2 separate regions of the Homo sapiens genome follow, and region 1 is linked to region 2. The links are chromatin loops, found by intact Hi-C in ENCODE. Cell type or tissue: GM12878. All regions are shown on one strand. Links, peaks and the distances in the headings refer to the core of each region. The heading gives the core; the rest is flanking DNA.

What was found. A loop is a pair of places that touch in the nucleus more often than their neighbours do. Peaks named below come from ENCODE experiments on the same cell type or tissue, not always from the same donor. Only the 100,000 strongest peaks of a DNase experiment are listed, where the experiment ranks them.
Region 1: a loop joins it to region 2, with 10 times the contacts of the local background. A loop is called at or near these places in 30 of 110 quality-filtered maps.

Annotation. Positions count from the first base shown.
Region 1 is chr12:9,463,788-9,473,840 of GRCh38, forward strand. It overlaps the pseudogene OVOS1P. Among named protein-coding and RNA genes, the nearest start is that of LINC02367, 100 kb to the left of the region's middle. RefSeq lists a silencer at 5,470-5,519. In GM12878, for the core only: a CTCF peak has its summit at 5,415; no DNase peak of the experiment used is centred there.
Region 2 is chr12:9,326,570-9,336,622 of GRCh38, forward strand. It overlaps LOC105369649 (a long non-coding RNA gene), which reads right to left. Exons shown (of 3, transcript XR_007063205.1): 3 at 8,283-8,367. Among named protein-coding and RNA genes, the nearest start is that of LINC02367, 36 kb to the right of the region's middle. In GM12878, for the core only: a CTCF peak has its summit at 4,759 (motif pointing right); a DNase peak (open chromatin) is centred at 4,922; H3K27ac peaks cover 1,358 bases.

The DNA of each region.
Region 1 (10,053 bases), core at 1,254-9,253, 140 kb after region 2:
TCCTGGGTTCACGCCATTCTTTTGCCTCAGCCTCCCAAGTAGCTGGGACTACAGGCACCCGCCACCACACCCGGCTCATTTTTTTTTGTATTTTTAGTAGAAACGGGGTTTCACCGTGTTAGCCAGGATGGTCTCGATCTCCTGACCTCGTGATCCGCCCGCCTCGGCCTCCCAGAGTGCTGGGATTACAGGCATGAGCCACCGCACCTGGCCATGTACTGTTCCAGTTTTATCCAATAGTGCATACAATTTAGAAGCAGTGAAAAACATTCTGATTATGACCAACTTTAAAGATGTAATGTCAGTCCATTCTGGCCAATGTGGAAACAGGTTCTATGGTCTTTCCATATCTTTCAGTGTTCTCAGAACCAAGTTTCAATAGCCTTAATATTTCATTACTTTTGAGAAAAAAAAAAAGTTGCCCTCTGACTTCATGCCAGAAAAACTGCTAAGGATTTTATATTATCTCCTTAAATCCTCACAGCAACGTTGATAGATTAAGTCAATCCCTCAGGATTGGGTTTGCCTGTGATAGAAAACTCACACTCCCTTGCCCCCTTATGAACAAAGTCTGAAGGTAAACTGTGCAAAATGATGAATACCTCTGCTAGCATAAGTGATCTAGGTTCTTTCTATCTTTTGGCTCTTCTGCCTTTTAATATATCACTTCCTGCTGATGGTTTAAGATCACTCTTTAGCCCCAGGCATCGTGTTTCATTCTAGTCACGAAGAAGACAGACAGGATAGAAATGCATGTGCCCTTGCTCTTTAAGAATACTTCTTGAAAGTGCCATATGGGACTCTGCCTTCCACTGCTTGGTCAGAACTTAGCTACGTGGCCACACCTAGCTGCAAGGGAGGGTGGAAAACATATTCTCCATTCCAGGCAGCCAAATGCATGGTTTTTTAAAAAGGAAGAAGAGTATTGGAGGACAGTTCCACAGAGGTGTTATAAATACCATTTTGTGGATGAGAAATCAGGTGCAACGATATTGAGCTCTGACCTTTGAAGGAGCATAAAGAACTAGTCAGGAATACCTGTGTTCTTTTCCAGTGAATTCACAGCTGGAGTCACCCTAGCAGTGGCATCTGGGGTGCCACTGCTGGCATCAGGGGAGTTCCCACAAGGGAGTACCGCAAGCCATCCCAAGATGGGACCAGTTGGAATCCCAAAGAAAGAAGCACTAGATGCCAGGGTGATCAGTTCAAATTTATTACGAGAACTTAGGTAGAAACTGGGTTTCACCATTTCCTCCAGATAGGCAGTTAGGGAAAGAGGTGCTCTACCTAGCGAGGTCTGCAGCACGAGGATCAGGGAATGGAGTTGATGAGAGATTAAGGCATTTGGCTCAGGGCCTGGCCAGTTCCTCTCAGTGTTTGGGGCAACAACCTAAACACCTTTGTAGGTGTCTGGGAATGTTCGAAGCGAAACCTTGGGTTCCAGCCTGCAGGGCAAATTGTGTAGCTGATGGGGTCACAGGACAGTTGAGGCACTCTCTGTTTCTTGGTTAGGACAGAAAACGGGAAAACGGAGTACCCTTCAACTACTATGCGGTAGCGGGGAGAAAGTTTCAGAATGATTTTAAAAACTAAATTAGAATGAACTTCAGTTATTCCAACAATAGCATAACTTGTTCTATGGCAATCTGACGTGCTTTCTTACATGACGGGGGCTGTAGTCAGCAGCACTCCACTGTATGTATCCCACAGCCCACCTTCTTATGCTCTCATCCGTAATCCAAATATACCCACGGGAGTGTGGCAACCCTGTGAATTTCACCCAACACGTGTGGAGATAGAAAAGGGAATTGAAAACCAAACCCGATGCTGCTCTGCCACCCTACTCTCTTCTTGTGTCAGTGAAACCTTTCCTGAAAACTCAAGGAGATGCTTCCAGAACTGTTCTGTCACTTGGGCTTACCCCTAGTATAGATACTGACAGCCAACAGTTTCCTAGGGAGATAAGAGACAAGAAGCCTAAGGTATCTTCCAAGATCAAATCTACCTCCTTAGTCCTAATCCAAAGTTGTCCATCCCATTAAACCAAAGGTGGGAGAATCTACTATGGAGTGGCCTCACTGACATCCAGACAGACAACTGGAATAAGCTTTAGCCCCCAGTTCTAAATATTCACAGTGACTCACAAGTGGTTCGTAGATAGACCCAACTTCTTCAGGTGGACTTTGGTGCTTGTGCCTCCGTTGACCTTGTTAACCAAAAAGTGACTGCGACATGTTTCAATCAATTACAGGTTTATTTAGCCAAGGCTGAGGACACGCTGGGTCCCTGCACTGCCTTCTTCTCTGTTGGTCTCCTGAAAGCCTCTGCTTAAGGAGGTCTCCGTGGCCATCTTTAGCATCTCAGAGTGAATTAAATCCCCCTTTCTAAGGGCATTTTCCCGTGAAGCTTTATTCTCTGTGACATAAGGGGAGAGGGATTTTTAGAGAACCTGGGGTGGCGGGGGCTTTGGAGAGAGGGGGGATTCTCAGGGGATTTCCCTCTCCCCAGAGATACATCTCTCCATGAAACAAACAAACAGAAAGCACACAGTACAGTGCACAGCACACAGTCAGTGCTCAGGAAGCGTTGGTTCCCTGTCTGCCTACTGCAGTTGGTACAAACAACACTCAGGGTGCCAAGCTTCAGTTTGGTGAAGAAAAGCATAGCCCACATTCCAGTTCTCGGGCCTCGTCTTGAAGGGTAAGGGCAGCTCAGGCCCTGGCATTGCTTGTCCTGAGGACAGGCCAGCACGTCCTGTGCCTGGTGGTCTCCAGAAATGCTGTTGCCTGCCTGCTGCCACTCTGCATCTCAAGCTTATCCCCCCATGCCTTGCCAAAGCCCACTCCATCTCCCTCCCCTCCCAATCCACCTGGAGCTCCCACCTGTCATCTTTCCTTCCCACCGTGGGGCAGGTGGCGATCTGCAGGCCTCCCTGAGAGAGAACTGCCCCTACCCTGCCTCAAAGCCAGGGGCACTGATCCAGCTCTCAGCTCCAAGAAGATGGACTGGGATCTTCCCTTAATGCCTTCTGGGGTCTGGGAATAAAGATGGAGAGAGGCACTGAGCTGAGCACAAACAGGAAAAGGAAGAGCTCATGGCTCAGAGCTGAAGAAGACAGGACCCAGTGAGCAGAGGACTGTGTCCCCATAGGGAAAGACATGTTCTGGTAAAAGGCAGGTCAGGAGTTCAGGAAGGATTCAGGCTCAGTAGGGACTCCGGCTCACTGCCCTCTGCTTGGGAGAGCAAACCCTCCTAGGTGAGGTTTCCTTTCTGTGCCTTTACTGCAGGGAGCTGGTGTCAGAATCAAGGGCACCATCAAAACAGGATACCACAGACATCTCAGCTGTGCCAAACTAATGCCCAAAGGCTCAGCTGTTGCAGGTAGGGGTGGGAGGGCAGGCCCTCACAGGTGGGCCTCCTCACAGGCCCACCCTGCCCTTTATGGCACAGCCCAGGACCGTTAGGTCAAAGCTGACTTTTCCCAGTCTCAAAGCGCCGTCTTATCTGTTGCTTTATTTGTAACTCACAACAGGCCTCTGAGTCAGGCAGGGCATATGTCACTCCTATTTCATAGAAAGAGAAACTGAGGCATGGGGTGGGCTAAGTGACTTGGGCCAGAGGGTAAGTGAATTGGAGTCAGGACTCAGATCTCCTTGGATCCACACCAGACATCCTCCCACATGGAACCCTCTCCCTAATCTTAACACTTCCATGGCGTCATGCCTTCATCAGCCATCACAAGAAAATGAGGCCACAGAAATTGCATGCATGTTCATGTGTGTGTGTGCCTGTGTGTGTGTATATACACAAGTTCATGTGTTTGTGCATGTGTGCATATGTGCATGCGTGATGCCTTACTTGCTGAGGGAAGGGGAGGAGGGTTGGCAGCTGCTGATGATTTTCTCTATCTTGAATGTTGTAAGTGCTTTTCCCAGGAGAGCCAGATAGCCATGGTGTGTCAGGAGAGGTCTCAGAATGAGACTTATGAAGTGAAGATGAACAATGACACAGAGGCCTGCAGTGAGCCCAGTCTGCTCTCCACAGAGATGTGAGCTCTGCTGTCCTCTGCCCAGGATGGCCTGGGTGTGGAGATGGGTCTGGGGAGGCAGGGGCAGGTCCTCAAGATCCCTCCTCTGGGCATGATTTGTAGGAGGAGGGGATATCACAGAGAAAAAACCTGCACGGCCTCTGTCATCTTCTTAGTGGAATGGGGGCCCCCATCTCTCTTTTTCACACACACACACACACACACACACACACAGCCCTTTTTAGTTTGGCCTTCTTCTTAGTGGAATGGGGGCCCCCATCTCTCTTTTTCACACACACACACACACACACACACACACACACACCCCTTTTTAGTTTGGCCTTTCCTGACTGGGAAAACATCTAAACATGGTTTCTTAAACTGTTTAGGCTGTAACCAACAGACATAAATATATTTTCTGGTGACACTTAGTGCACAAATACATATATTGACAAACAAGTGTTTTGTGACACTACTATAAAATAAAGCTGCCCAGAAGAGGGCACTGGTGGCAAATCTAGGCCTGAGATTATTTTGACCTTGCTGGAATTTTTTGAATATTTTTGCTGCATATCTAGATGCATTAGAAGGTTGTGGCATCCATTTGGCTTTTAAATGCCAGCTATGAGAGAGGAGGTGGCCGCAGCACTGGCTAAAGGGCAGAAGGAAAAAGGGAAAATTCTCCTCCAAGGGAGCAGACCAATGTTGCTTAGACCCTAGCTCTGATCACCCTTCTCTCAAAACTCTGCATCCAAACCTCATCCTCAGGTTGATCTCTTCTACCCTTGACTGCTCTGTTCCCAGATGTACTGGGTTGAAAAAGTTCATGTCCACTCAGAACCCGGAATGCGACCTTGTTTGAAAATAGGGTCTTTGCAGATGTTACCAAGGTAAGGGGAGCTCAGTGGATAAAAGTGGGCCCTACTTAGTCCAGTGATTGCTGGTTTTATTAAGAAGAGAACACACACACAGACACACACGCACCAAACACACACACACACATATACACAAGAATGTGCCCTGTGAAAATGCAGGCAGAGCTTAGAGTGGCCTGGATCTGTATGTTGCTTCAGTTCTGGGAGCTCCCATGAGCCTGCAGAGAGATTGCAGGGTCTTCCTGAACAGTTCCTGAGGAGGAAAGAGAGACTCAGAGGATTGCCCCGATGTCGCCCTTCTCTCCTCCTAAACTCTGCTGGGCTCTCCCACTCCCCCAGGAAGACTTCCCTGCTAACTTCTGCCCTGCAAGTTGACCCTGACATTTTCAAGTGCCACCTGCCCCTGTGAACTTGAATGGATTGCGCTGTTCTTTGCACAAGAGCAGAAACGTCTGCCTGGAGTGCGGCTTGTCCTAGTGGCTGGGACTTCCCTGACACACAGCTCCCCCTGTCTGCCATGGAGTGGTCTCACTGACATCTGGGCAAACAACTGGAAGAAGCTACAGCCCCAATTCTAAAGGTTCACAGTGACTGGCAGCTGGTGTTGAGACAGACCCGCCTTCTGCAGGTGAACTTTGGTGCTGGCCTCGGTTGTCCTTTTATAGACATTACCTATTGTGAGGGGCACGACTTTCACCCTCCTGCCCCACCAGTGTGGCAGTGCATTTTTTATTCTTTACATTTTTTATTCATATTATTTCTTGTTCAATTGAAGATGTACTTCTTCCTGAGTGTGCCTGTGGCACAAGAGGCTTTCTGAAAGAAGCTGCTTAGGTGACTCAGCCTGGAAGCTGAGGCAGGTTGCAAGGGGGCATCTTCCTGAGCCCTCAGTATGTCATCCATGAGGGACTGGATGGGCTCCGGGGACTCATTCTTCACTCCTTCCAGAGCTGAAACCAGAATGAGGCCAACTCAGACTCTGGACCCTAAGCACCGCCTCCCTAACCCCCTTCTTCCCACCCCATGCCAGGTCAGCATTGCACAGCTCTGCTTAGAATCATGTTTGCACTATAAAAGCAATACTTGTTTCACTGTAGGAAATACTTAATACACAATTTATTTTAAGGAAAAGAAGAAAAATCACTCATCCCAGAGATAACACTGCTAATATTTGGTAGCTGTCCTTGCAGTCTTTTTTTAAAACAGCAACCAAACAAACAAACAAACAAACAACAAAAAACAACCAAATGTTGATAGATTTTTTTTTCACAAAATAGGACTAGTAATTTTTTTCATTCCATAATATATTCCTCTATACAGCATAACAGGCAATCACATGATTCTACCATAACTTTTTTTAAAAAAAAACAGGGCCTCAACCAGTCGCCCAGGCTAAAGTATAATGGTGTGATCATATCTCACTGCAGCCTCAACCTTCTGGGCTCAGGTGATCCTCCTACCTCAGCCTCCTGAGTCATTGGGACTATAGGTGTGAGCCACCACATCTGACTAATTCTATCATAATTGTTTTGGTAAATACCCTATTTCTGAATAATTAGATTCTTTGCAATCTTTCACTGTTACAAAAAGTAATCATAAATTCATTCAGCAACTATATATTGAGGACTTACTATTACCAGGCACTGCTAGGGGCTGGGGATCCAGGGGAGGACAAGAAAAACAGATTACCACCCTTGAGAAGTTAGCATTCTGGTGGGGGAAAGACAAATCAGCAGTTAAATGCAAATTAAGTAAAAGGGAGGAAGTTGAGGGGAGTTCTGAGACCAAATGACTGGGGAGGAGCCCTTAGGCCCATCAGGGGATGCTTCTCTGAGAAGGTGATGCTCCAGCTCAGACCCGAAGTTGAGAGCCAGCCTAGGAACACACAGGGCAAGGGCAGAAGACTTCCACATGGTGTGTGTGGGGGTCTCTTTGTGTCATAGAAAGTACCAGTGTGACTGCAGTTCCCAGAGGGGCAGGAAGTGGTGTAGGCTAAGGGTGAGAGGCCTCAGAGGTCAGGACATTCTGAGTTGGGTGAGTGAGAATATGGGAGCAGACTGAGACCCTAAGAGCAGTAGGGAGCTGCTGAGGGGTTTAAAGCAAGGAGTGGCATGTTCCAGCATGCGTGTTCTAAAGAGAATCTGGCTGCTAAGAGCAGAATCGTATAGAGAAGAGGAAGAGGGTGTTGGGAGGCTGTTAAAGTGGTCCTGTTAGGGAATCATGAGGGTGTAGAGTAGGGTGGGAACAGAAGAAATGGAGACAGGAAATTCCTTAGCATGAAAAGGACAAAGACGAGAAAGAATCTTGGTTCAACAAAACTTGTTCGTTTTAGGCCTTCAAACCCATCAATGTCTACAGCGTCATGTTCGTTTCATTCACTTAGAACAGAACACAAGAACGGGGCTGAAGCTCTAACAGAAAAGACATAAGACCCTTGAGAAAGCATTACTTGAACACAAGGTTTCTGGGACATTAAACATGGGTATAAGTGCTGCTATAGTACCTTTCTGGGGAAGACTTCCTCCTGTCTCGGGGACTTAGGCATCATTATCAAAGGCAGGGTGGGATGAAGAAAGTAAGGTGAATGCTCTGGTAGACTGAGAAGTCTAGGATATACAGGGGGACTTCAGGTGTCAAAACAAGAGGAGAAGGCTTCAGAAGCACACAATGTCAGGGTTGGAATTGAAGCCAGGTTGCAGCCCAAAGGGGACAGACAGCCCTGCCAGTTACTGGTGCTTCAGAGGTGGCACGGCTGCTCTCGGAGAAGCAACTGACTATTTCAGTTTTCCCTGACTACAGCTATAAGGACGCTCCCTACCTGCCACCCTCCATATCATCCCCCGCCCGCACCTAGACACCCGAATCAAGGCAATGAAATTGTCTTGTGGGACATCTATGTGCCCAGCAAAGCTCAGCACATTTTGTGCATTTTTATTCAATAATGACAATGGTGTTCAAGATCAGCGCTGTTACCCTCATGACACGGATGAAGAAAGGCCTAGAGATGAAGTCACGTGCCCAAGTCTGCAGGGTCCTGACTCATAGAGCTGGTATGGAAACTGATCAGGCTGGTTCTGGAGCCCCTGCTTTTCCATTTCACCACTGACTTGGAGGAGAGAGAAGACCCTGAAATATCGTTTAGTTCAATACTTGACTCTCTAGACAAAGAACTGGGAATGACACATACGGGAAATAAGGAATTCTCCATCTGCAGAGGTCTGCTAGGCATTTTCTCTGAGGAGTCAATCATTCACCATTCTCTCAAAAGCAGCTTATGCAAAATATGATCTCTTAGCAGCCACAGTATTCAATACCCTGATTAGGTTCAAATCAGAAGGCAAACACCTCAAGGACAAGAGTTTGCAACAAAAAAGGCAACAACAGCACCCTGGACACTCATGTCAGGACATTCCAATGTGCATACACCTCCTTAAGCACAGAGGGACTCTGAAGATGATCTACCAAAGCAAACATTCTTTCTGTTTTGTCTCCACATCAAAGGAAGGAAATTGTTACATGGAAAACAGGAACAAATAATTTATAACCCATTTCTGCTTGCTCCTAGAATGGACTGACTATCCTCACACCCTATCACAAGCACTGTTCACCCCTCTCTTCCTGCTTAGAGAAGTTAAAAACTGTGCTTCAGTGAGCTCCCATCCCACTCAAAGTAAAACCCTCAATCTTGACTGTGCATAGAAGACCCAAGAGGATTCTGGCCCCACTACTCTTCTCTCATCTCATCTTCTGCTCTTCCTTCTGCTCCCTCCATGATCATCATACTGGCTTCTTGATCCTTGAACATGCCAAGGACTCTTCCCTTAGAGAGCCATAGAGCTCCCTTTCTCCCTTCCTTCAAGGTGTCAAAGAAAATACTGTTTCAGCACCCTCCAAGTTTATTACACCCAGAAGGATATTAAGACCCAAGACTGAGTTGCACCACCGGTTTCCAATTCTGCTTCTTAGATTAAAGGAGAACTCTCTTTCCCATTGTTCTTCTTCTGTGAATGAGTAGGAGAGACCAGAAACCAGGCCTTGCCCACTATGGAACCCAGATCTTTGTTATAGTTTAACTGACTCCTTTATTGTCGTGTACCTTGCTAAGACCAGATGACACCCGAGATGCCTAGACTGTTAAATCTTCAGTGAGGAATGTTTAATCTACCTTTCCACAAAGAAAAAGACCACCTGGACTAATTAGATCATTTAAATGATGCATTAAACCTTACATAGAAAGATGTTGAAATTCTGCTAGGCTTTCCCAAGCTTCCTCTGTATAAAGGATCCCAAACTTCACTTTGGAATACAGACTTCCATTCTGTGGAATCTGGGCTTCCCACACAGGCCTGTCCTCAACGTTTGTGCTTAAATCAACTCTGTTTAAGGTAAATTCTGACCACCTTGCATCCTTTAGTTTAACATGGGTCTCTGGTGAAATGCCTCCTTATTGGAGAGGACATCTCTGTCACCTCACCCTCATACACTGCTCAGCCCCTCCCACACTGCTCAGCCCCTCCCCTTGCTTTATCTTCTCCATGGTGCTTCCCTGACATGTACGCCCTTGTTGAGGGCTTGCTTCCTCTCCTTGGCTAGAATGTAAGTTGCATGAAGCCAGGGACATCAGCTTAATTCAGTGCAGCATCCCCAGGGCTTAGAGAATCACCTGGCACACAGGAGGTTTTCAATAATTAAGAAACAAATTTGTGTAAACAGCAAGAGTGGGAGTTGGCAGAAGTGCATTCTATATAAAACACAGGTATTTGTGTTTGGCTGTTGGTGCTAAGGAAGGCTGTGAAAGGTGAGTTCAAGTTTGCTTCTGATATACATTGGAAATATCAACTCCTCTTTCTCCATAGCCACAACTCCCACTCCCTACCTCTTTTCTTTCTCAGGACTTTGGGAAGATTCAAGAACAATGTAGGGAACATGGGCTGTAGGAAGAGCCCTGAGTTGGAATTCTACTGATTCTCCCAGTCATTCTCTATGTGACCTCAGACAAATGGCTTAGCCTCTGAAATGGGTAGGGTTGGATGTCAGGATGGGTAAATGAGAGTGAGCTGGCAATCTCTGGTGTCTGGATGAATTGCTCAGGGCCTCTCTATTCTACACAATCTTGGGATCTCTTTTATCTTAGAAATTTATGCCTAGCTT
Region 2 (10,053 bases), core at 786-8,785:
GGTGGAAAGGGTTAAAAGGAGCTGTTGACAGTCCTCCCAGGTGGGCCGGTGAGTCCGGAGCATGGACTCCATCAGTGAGGTCAAGACCTGGGGCATTTCAGAAAAGGGGGGGTTATGAGTCTTCCAGTTGTACAGGTCAGAAGTAGAGAAGCGGACATAAACTAAGAATGGGCCTGAGTGCTTATCGCCCGGAGGGACTTGTGCCTCCTCAGCGGGAGGAGGGGGGCTACCTCCTCCTGCCGTGGCCGCGATCAGGAGGCAATAGGTGGAGAGCCCACAGGGGAGGTAGTGCAGGAGACAAGAGAACATTCTGAGGGAGCAGGAGGGTTATAAGGCGGTGGAACTGGGTGAAGGAAACTTTCCTCTTCCTCACAAGGAGGCAATACAGGAGGAGCCGAGCCGGCTGAGGGTCGAGGCGAAAGTGAGGTCTGGCTCAAAAGGACCTTGGAGGTAGAATTATGAATGGCGCATGAGCGGAGCCGTGGAGGAGGGCTCCGGACCAAACTCAGCCATTGATCAATGTAGGGAAACTGATCGGGGTGACCGGGAGTTCCAGCAACAACCCGCCACACAGTCTGAACAATTGCGAGGTTCAGTGACCCTTCTGGGGGCGGGGGTGCACCTGACTCTAAACTTTGGCCATTCTACTCCACAGAGTGTCCAGAGTTTGCCTTTTTTAAGGCGGAGCCTATAATCCTCTGAGAAGCCTAGAGAGAAATTTTGTAACATACATTGGAGAGGGCTCCAAGCTTTATGAGGCCAGGAAGAAGAGTTTCCTATTCTGGAGGCAGTTTAACAAGGTTTGAGCAGAGATATTAAACTTAGCATGGACAGAGAAATTCATGACCTAGGGGGGCTGTAGTATCAGAAGAACAGAAATAACATAACCAGAAGGAGTGGCAAAACAGCTATAACCAACACTTCCTGCCGCATAAGGTTTGTCTTCTTAAGCTTTGAGACTTAGGGAGAGGACACGTGGCAGGTCTGAGGCCCGTGGGACCTATGTGACTTCCCTCTCCCCTTTGACTTATAACCTAAATATCTTTGGTGTCTCCACGACTCAAAGGCAAAGAGTTCAGACTTGGCCCTTTCTTTTAAGGGTTTGAGGAGGGAGAGAAGAGCCAAGTCTTGGAGGCGCTGGACTTGCTGCGACACAGGAAAACGAGATGTGCAGGGCAAGGGATGGCGATGAGGAGGAAAGGGGCCACTTGGATCTTTCCTAAGGTAGGAGAGTAGTCACAGAGGATAAGAGTCCAGCTGGAGTGAAGCAGTACGGGGGTAGTCCTTCTATTTTAGGGTTGCCAGATAAAATACAGTATGCAAAATCAATGTGCATTGGAGAAAATAATTTATTATTAGAGAATACGTAATTTCTTTAGCATAAATATGTCTTGTGCCATTCTTAGTTTGGGACATACTTATGCTAAAAAATTATTTGTTCTTTATCTGGAATTCAGAATTAACTAGGCATTTTATATTTTTATTTGCTAACTCTGGCTACCTTATTCTCTTCTTAATATTCTTCAACTCTCCTAGCTTTGCCCTCCTTCCCTGCCCCCTCTTCTAGGGGAGTCGGATCGAGTTGTAAGGAGAACATGCCCTCCCCTCCTCTTCCCTTCCCTTCCCTCCCCTTCCCTTCCCTTCCTTCCTTTTCCCAGTTTCTATATACTGTATTAGTCACTAATCTAAGTGTTCTAGGTACAACAAACAAAACCACATCAAAATAATCCACAGCTCCCCACTGCTCTCAGAGGCCTACATGCTGGTGGGAGAGATGGCAATTAAACAAGATTAGTAAGTAGGGTAGAGAATATTAGAGAGGAAGATGTCCTGAGAAGAAGAAATAAATCAGGAAGAGGATATGAAGTGCTGGGGAGTGTTGAAATTTTAGATGGGGTGGGGCTTGACAAAGCCTCCCTGAGAAGGTGTCTTCCGAGGAAAGGCTTGCAAGGAAGGGAGGGTAGGTGTTTGGGGGAAGAGCATCTAGACAAAAAAAGACAAGTACAGTGCAAGGTTCTGGAGGCAGGCGCGCACTTGGCTGCTGTGTTTGAAAATGAGGGCGGTGCGGCTGCAGGGGAGAGGACGGGGGGTGGACAAGAACTATGGGGTGGCCAGGTCCTATGGGGCTGTGGGAAGGACCTTGAACTTTACTCTGAGGAGCATGGGAGCCATCGCAGAGTATTGAGCAGAAGAGTGGCATGACCTGGCTGGATTCTTTCATAGAGTCCTTCTGGCTGTGATATTACTCTCTATTAGACAGGCAAGCTCCTTGAGGGCAGGCATTGTGTCCTATTGACCTTTATTATAAGGACATAGCACATCTAGCCTGTAGAAGACTTCAATATGTTTTTTCAAATGAATGAAGAACGACTGAATGAATGCATGAATGAATGCTGTCTCCCGACAGCCAGATCCTGGCTCCTAAGGACTCCGGGAGTCTTCTCACTGTCGAAGGAAAACTCTGGTAGAGGATGCTGCCAGCAGCCAAGTCCCTGGGGCTCTTAGCTGCTGCTGTGGCAGCAACACACATCCAAACCCGTTTTCCTTCTTGCCACATAGCAGGCTGCTTAATGGATCACTGTCACCTGGAGGGAGAATTTCAGGGGAGACCCTGCCCTGGGCTATCTTCTGATTGATGATGTCATCGAGCGTTATTAACAAAATTATAGACAAAGGTGGGAGGAATGGAGGATTTATTAATGGATGGCCTCAAAATTTACAACTATAGATTGTATTTATCGGTTCAAGCCAAGAGGCCCTGTCTACATTTCACCTTGACAACATCTTTGGGTTGAACCTCATGCTTCTCCTTCCTTTACCACAGGTCATCATCTGTCTTCTCCATAGTTCATAGAACAAAAAACAACATGAAGTCCCGCAAGAGCTAGTATTTCTTGTGAGGATTTAATCCTCTGAATAACTATGAAATGGGAAGCATAATTAACTCCTTTTACAGATAATGAAACTGGAGCTTGGAGAGTTAGTACCGTGGCCAAGATCTCTGAGATAGGAAGTGGTGATACCCAGGACAGGAATCTAGATGCTACGATGCCAGAGTCTTGAACCAACCCCTATGCCTGCTGGCCTTGGGATTAACCAGAAAAATGAAAGTCCAGATCCAATTGCTTGAATTTGTTTTTTTAAAAAAACTTTTATTGTAGGCTCAGGGGTGGATGTGCAGGTTTATTTTATAGGTAAACTCATGTCACAGGGGTTTGATGTACAGACTATTTCATTACCCAGGTACTAAGCCTAGGACCAAATAGTTATTTTTTCTGCTCCTTTCCCTCCTCCCACCCTCCACCCTTTGCTAGGCCTCATTGTCTGTTGATCCCCTCTTCATGTCCATGTGTTCTCATCATTTAGCTCCCACTTATGAGAACATGCAGGATTTGGTTTTCTGTTCCTGTCTTAGTTTGCTAAGGATAATGGCCTCCAGCTCCACCCACGTTCCTGCAAAGCACATGATCTCATTCTTTTTCTATGGCTGCATAGTATTTCATGGTGTATTTGCACCACATTTTCTTTATCCAGTCTTCCATTTATGGGCATTTAGGTTGATTCTGTGAATTTGTGTGTTGAAGCATAGCATAGCATAGCATTTCGTATGCCTAAAAATATGGAAATAATAAGTGCGTGGCTCAATGAATTGTCCAAAGCAAGTGCACCCAGTAACCAGTACCCATAAGAAACAGAACATCGTCAGCCCTCTAGGAGTTCCCTCATGTTGTCATCTCAGGCCACTGCGCTGGAGAAGAGTCTCCAGTGATAACAAATATTCTCACTTCTGAAGTGAGAATTTTAATATTTTAATTTTAATATTAGTTTAAAATTTTATTAAATGAAATGGTACAGAATAAACTCTGTCAGGATAATTTATTATATTTGAAAGTCTCACGTGTATTTCTAAAGGCAGCTATAGTTCACTTTCAGTTCTGTATAGCTTTTATTATATGCGTCTATATATGCAATATCATATTTTAGGACTTTTGTATATATATATTTCATGTATTCTTTTTATTATTGATGTACATGCGAGTTGTTTCCAGTTTGGAAAAGTGCTAAATAATGATGTATTGTAGAAAAGAGAAAAATAGTCTAAGGAGAAACTAAATTAACTCACAGCTCCGCTATTGAGAATTTACCTCCCTTAACTGTCATAGTTCTGGCCATTTGTGGACGTTCTTTTGCGTGGTGAACAGATGCAGGCATTTCTAACGGATCTATACCTGAGTCAAATTGTGGGGCCATAGAATGTATATGTCCGTCTTTAGAAAATATTATCAAAGGGCTTTTGAGGGTGTTTGTAGCAGTTTACACACACAGCGGCATATGAGAGTCCCAGTCGCTCAGCCCCCTCAGCAACACTCGATGTTGTTTTTCAAATAAAATGTTATCCATTGCATAGTGGTATCACATTGTGGTTTTAATCTGCATCTCCCTGATGACGGAGAATGTGCAGCACCTTTCTCTACACCTGTTGGCTGTCTGGCCACTCTTTGGGAAATGTCCGGATTGTTTACCCATTCTCCCCAGTGTGTCGCCTTTCTTCTTAATTGATGGGAGTTAGTCCCACATCCTACATGTCAGGCTCTTGTCACAAAAATGGTAAATGTTTCTTCACACTCTGTTCTTGCCTTTTTATTTTGTTGAAGGCATCTTTTGATGAAGTTCTTAGTTTTAATAAAGTCCAAATGCATGTGCCTGTTCTCTGTGATGCTCCTGCCTGGGGCTGCAGTGCTAGTACTGGTCACCAGGGGGCAGCAGCCTCCCATGTCCCTGGTGCCCACGGAGCTTTGCTGGAGCAGGTGGAGCTCCGGGATAGCCTCCTGAGAAAGGCACCTCCTGTTAGTATCAATGATCCCCACATTATGAGGACAACGGAAGCAGGAAGGGGTTTAATCACTTTCTCCCCGTGCTGACTTATTCACTCAGCGACTCTGCCCTGAGCACTCACCTTGTGCCAGGTGGCCTGGTGGGCTCAGCATTGGTGCTGAAAATGGCAAAGGAGTCCCTCTCCACCCCAGGAGCCCAGTCTTAGGAGACCTGCACAGAACCACTAAAGCAAGTCCACATGAAAGAAAAGAGCAGGTGCTGTGATAAAAATACGGTAGGATGACGGGAGGGAGGGCCGGGGAGTCACTGTGTGGGGAGAATCCAAATGCCTCACTGAGGTGACATTTATGCCATGGCCAGAATGACAATGGGGGACCAACGCTGCCCAAGTCAGGGACAGCGGTGTCAGAAAGAAGCCACCCTGGGGCACAGCCTCACAGGTGGACCTGAGTTTGGCAGAGGAGGTTAGAAAGGGGACAGTGTGGCTGCAGGGAGGCTGGGGGGAGAGGAGCAGAGGGAGGGAGGAGTCGGGGGAAATGAGGGTAGAGATCTGCTTGTCTTTGACAACATTGTGCCTCCAAACTTCGCAACTTTAAGCAACAAATACTTAATATCTGACAATTTGTGTCCAGCAGAATCTGGGCACAGCTTAGCTGGATGCCTCTGCCTCACTGCCTCTCCTGAGGCTGGGACTGTGGTCTCAACTGAAACTGGACTGGGGAAGGATTAACTTCCAAGCTCACTCATGTGGGTATTGGCAGGACTCAGTGTGGACTGAGGGCGTAAATTCCTCCCCGTCTCTTGGCCTGGGCACTCCCTTGGCCTCTGCCATGTAAGCCTGTACATAGAGCACCTCATAACAGCAGAACTCGCTTCCCCAGTTTAAGGAATGCAATGGAGACTGAGAGAGACAGAGAGAGAGAGAGAGAGAGAGAGAGAGAAACAAGAGACTGAGAGATTGGGGGAGGAAAAACAGAAGAGAGTGAACAGCAGAAAAATGGCAGCTTTGGGGATAATAAAAGCATAACAGTTGCAATAGACTGAATATCTCCCCCCTCCAAAATTCATATGGCAAAATCCTAACCCCCAATGTAATGATATTAGGAGGTGGGAGGTAATGAGGTCCTGAGGGTGGAATTCTCATGATTGGGATTACTAGCTTTATAAAATAAACCTCAAAGAGCCAGGCAGGCCATTGATGCCAGGCACTCTCTTTGCAGAGCTCCATGCAGGAGATGGGTTCAACAACACCATCTCCTTGAACGAAGGGCAGGTGCAACATGCCATCAACCACGGCCAGTGCTGGGCTAGGGTGAGAGCAGGCACAGAGGGGTCTCCACAGACAGAGACTCAAGAAGTCCAGGGTGGCCCATGACTCAGACGCACAAATGGGGACTCCCTGGGCTCTGTCCTTCGGCTTTCCCACTTGAGTGACCCACAGTCCCCTCCCAAAGGAATCTGGCCTCCATTAGTACCCAGTGGCAACTTGTTTAGGTGGAAAGTCCCTGCTCATCTACTTTTAGGAAGATCAGAGGAAGTGCTTTTGTGTTGTTTTCACTTTACACAACGCTATGATTATCTTTGCATGTTGCTGCTGTTTTTATTGTTTTAACAACCTACCCCAGGTGTCTCCTGTAGCAGACAGCTCCACTGTCCTGCCAGACTGCCTCCAAACCTTACAAGCTGTCAGTCTTACTGGGGAGGTTCTTTTTTACAAAGGGTGGGGGTGTCACACAAAAAGAGCCTTCAGCTGCTCTATGCATCTGTCTGCAATATGTCACCTCAGAGACCTCACCCCCATAGCACCATCGGAGAGGAGCTGTGTCCTCATATGTCTTCATAACTTTCAATAAGGGAGGCCTCTCAATGCTGCCGGAGCCTCACATGATAAAATTCTATTTCGACATCAGCTATCTTGTAGCGGTATCTGATGCTTTTCAGAATAGGCCATGACAGTTTGTTAGCACTTCCATGATACAGTGCCACAGACTGAAGGGCTTTAACAACAGAAATGCAGTTTCTCACAATTCTGAAGGCTTGAAATTGGACATGGAGCTGTGGGCTGCATTGGTTTCTCTGAGGCCTCTCTGCATGGCTAGTTGATGGTCTCCAGCTCTCTCTGGGTCACAGGGCCTTCCCTGGTGCTTCACTGTGTCCTTACTGCCTCTCTTATAAGGACTTTAGTCATATTGCATTAGGGCCCGCCCTAATGAACGTAATCTGTGTCACCTCTTTATGGACCACATGTCCAAATACAGTTCCATTCTGAGGCACTGGTGTTAGACATGAACATGAACTTTGAAGAGTAGACAAAATTCATCCTGTAACATATACTAATGCCTTGCAGAAGACAGACTCCCAGGAAAGGAGTTACTTGGTGAGGAATATGCATACATGACATTTTCATGGCTTAGTCAGATGACTTTCCAAAAGGGCTGTTGTGGATACATTGCCACCAGCAGTCCTGAATGTAGCTGCTTCCCAGCATCCAGCCACCCCTGGGTGTCAAGTCTTCTAATATTTTGTCAATCCGGTGTCTGCGTGACAAATAAAATTCCATTGATCCTTTCATTTCCAGCTTCCCTGCTGATATGTGTGTGTCACCTTTCGGCTGTATAGTCCCCACTTGGATTTTCTCCTCCCTGAGTCATCGCTCAGATCCGTGGCACTGTGATGGGCTCTTTCTCCCACCCAATGAGTCTCCTGGCATTGGGCCCTTTGCCGGGTCTGCAATTGCGGTAGCTGTTTCTCAAGACTGCCTTTATGTTAAACAAAGAAGCAGTTATTGGCTTTAAGTCCAAAGGGTTCTTCTAGTTTTTTGCTGTGTCACTGTCTCTAAAACAGAGGAGGAAACAAGGCCTCCCCAGGTCCTTTTCCTCCGTGTCAGCGCAGACCAAGCCTCGGGGAGTTGAGAGGGAAAGTCACACAGTAGTTCCCGTGAGCAGTTTTGGAGCTGCCTTCTTACATCCAAAAGCCTGTGTTTGCTCATTTCTAAAATGAGGGTGTGTTTTTGAGGATTTGCTGGGATAATGCTCTTTATACAGTCTATGAATACAAGTCCCTGCGTGCTAGAAGAGAGGCCCCAGGCACGCTCAGTTATCTAGGAAGGTTCTGGTTGGTGTTCATTCACTAAACACACATATGTTAAGCATTTACTTTGTGCAGGCACTTTTATAGATGACTAGCATATTTTAACAAACAAAGCAGATGCCAACCCCTGGGCCTCAACTCCATTCTATCCAGGGAGTCAGATCCTCACTGGAGACATCGAAAGCAAGGCACGCCCACAGAGTGGGAGATGCAATGCCCTCCTGGCCTCCTCTAGGTATAAACACTTCCTCCCAGATTCTGAGCAGGATGACAGATCCCAGGACCAACTCTAAAGTGGGTGGACTCTGGGTCCAGAAGAAGGACTTCCTGGGACCCCAAAAGGATGAGGGGATTATACGGCCTGTGGCTGGGGAGAGACTGACGGAACTCTGGATCTCATACACCTCATAATTCCTCCAAGATGGCTGAGGTCTGGGGCTTCTGCAAGAGGAAAGAAGTCAAGGTGAGCTGAAGATGGGGCCTCACGTCCTTGTCAAAGGAGAGGGGAGTTGGAGTCAGAGCCGGCCCCCAAAAGACCCATGCCCAGCACAGTCACTTCCCAGCTCTGCTTGTCCTCCTCCTTCCCACATCCACCTTTCCCAACCCCAGCACCAGGGGGCCCAGACCTGAAGCAGTGACGAGCCACCTGCTCACACGCCTGCCTGGAGCCACAGTCCTGGTGCCCAGGTACACGAAGCTGTGTGCCCTGGGCCTACAGGAGGAGAATGTCAGTGGGTAGCTGAGATCCACAATTGTCTGTAAAGTCCTGCTCTATGACCAGGTCTGTCCCTGCCAGGACAGCACAAAGGGCTTGGACTGGGATGGGGCTGTCCTCTAGACAGGCAGCAGCACACAGGTGCTGTGGATGAGCCGTGCTGGAGGAAAGACCAGGCCTCTGACTCTGATGCCCACTTCCTGCCCCCAGCACCTTCTCTTTCATTTTGGCCACTTGGCCAGATCAATACTCTGTAGATTTCTCTCAGCCCCCAAGCTTTCCATCCTTCAAGCCTAAGGTGACCTACATGTAGGTCAAGTGGCCTGGATCAAAGCTGCCGCAGCATCTGCACATTTTTCTTGCCTGGATGAAGCCTCTGGAGCCCATCAGATAGAGGGAGAGGTAGAGGCAGATAGTGAGGTGGCTGCAGTCTGGAAGATTTTCTGAGGTGTGGGATTTTGGGGCTGGAATTCCCCTAAATTCAGTGAGTTCACTTTGGTGTTTGGAAAGACCAGTGCAAAGTGATCGATGATGGTAATCCTATCTCTTTTCCCAGCTCTGATCCATATCCAGAAGTAGGAGCATTTCCAGTGCTAGCTGTTGAGTTAGTGTCAGCATGGGATGAGAACCTTCCAGTTACAGTGCTGCAGTTAGAGCCACCTCCAGAGCCTTCTTGCCCTTGTCCTGGGACTGTGAGAATCAGTCCAGCAAGGAGATACCTGACATCATAGCATCTGCTGCAACCTCTCGCCTCAGCCCTGCAGCAGGAGGCTGAAGAGAAGCAGCAATTGGTGAGGCCCCTGTCCCCAAGCCCCGTGCTCCTCCAGATCCTGAACATAGGAGTTGTCACGGAGATGGAGAGCAGAGCATGCGACCCCAGCTCCTGGGCCTCTCTGAAAGGCTTCCCAGGGGACAGGCTTGACCCCGTGTGTCTGGGAACTGCCCCTTTTTCTCATACTTGGTGCAGGCTTTGCCTTGTTCATGGCAGGCTTCCTGACAGGAGGTGAAGGAGCAGGCAGGGTGGGACTCCAGCAGCTCCTCCTGCTCCCAGAGGCCACCTCTTTCTTCAGGGACTGAGGTCTGATTTCAGCTGAGCATCTGGGCTAGGGTCCTTAACGGGGGACCCCCCCCACAGTATTTCAATGTAAGTTCTTTCTATTTTCATAAGTGTCAGCTGGCTGAGAAATAAAGAGAGAGAGAAAGAGTAAAAAGAGAGGAATTTTACAGCTGGGCTGCTGGGGGTGACATCACGTATCGGTAGGACCATGATGCCCACCTGAGCCTCAAAGTCAGCAAGTTTTATTAAGGATTTCAGAAGGGGAGGGGCTGCAAGAACAGGGAGTAGGTACAAAGATCACGTGCTTCAAAGGGCAAAAAACAGAACTACTGATAAGGGTCCAACAAAGATCACA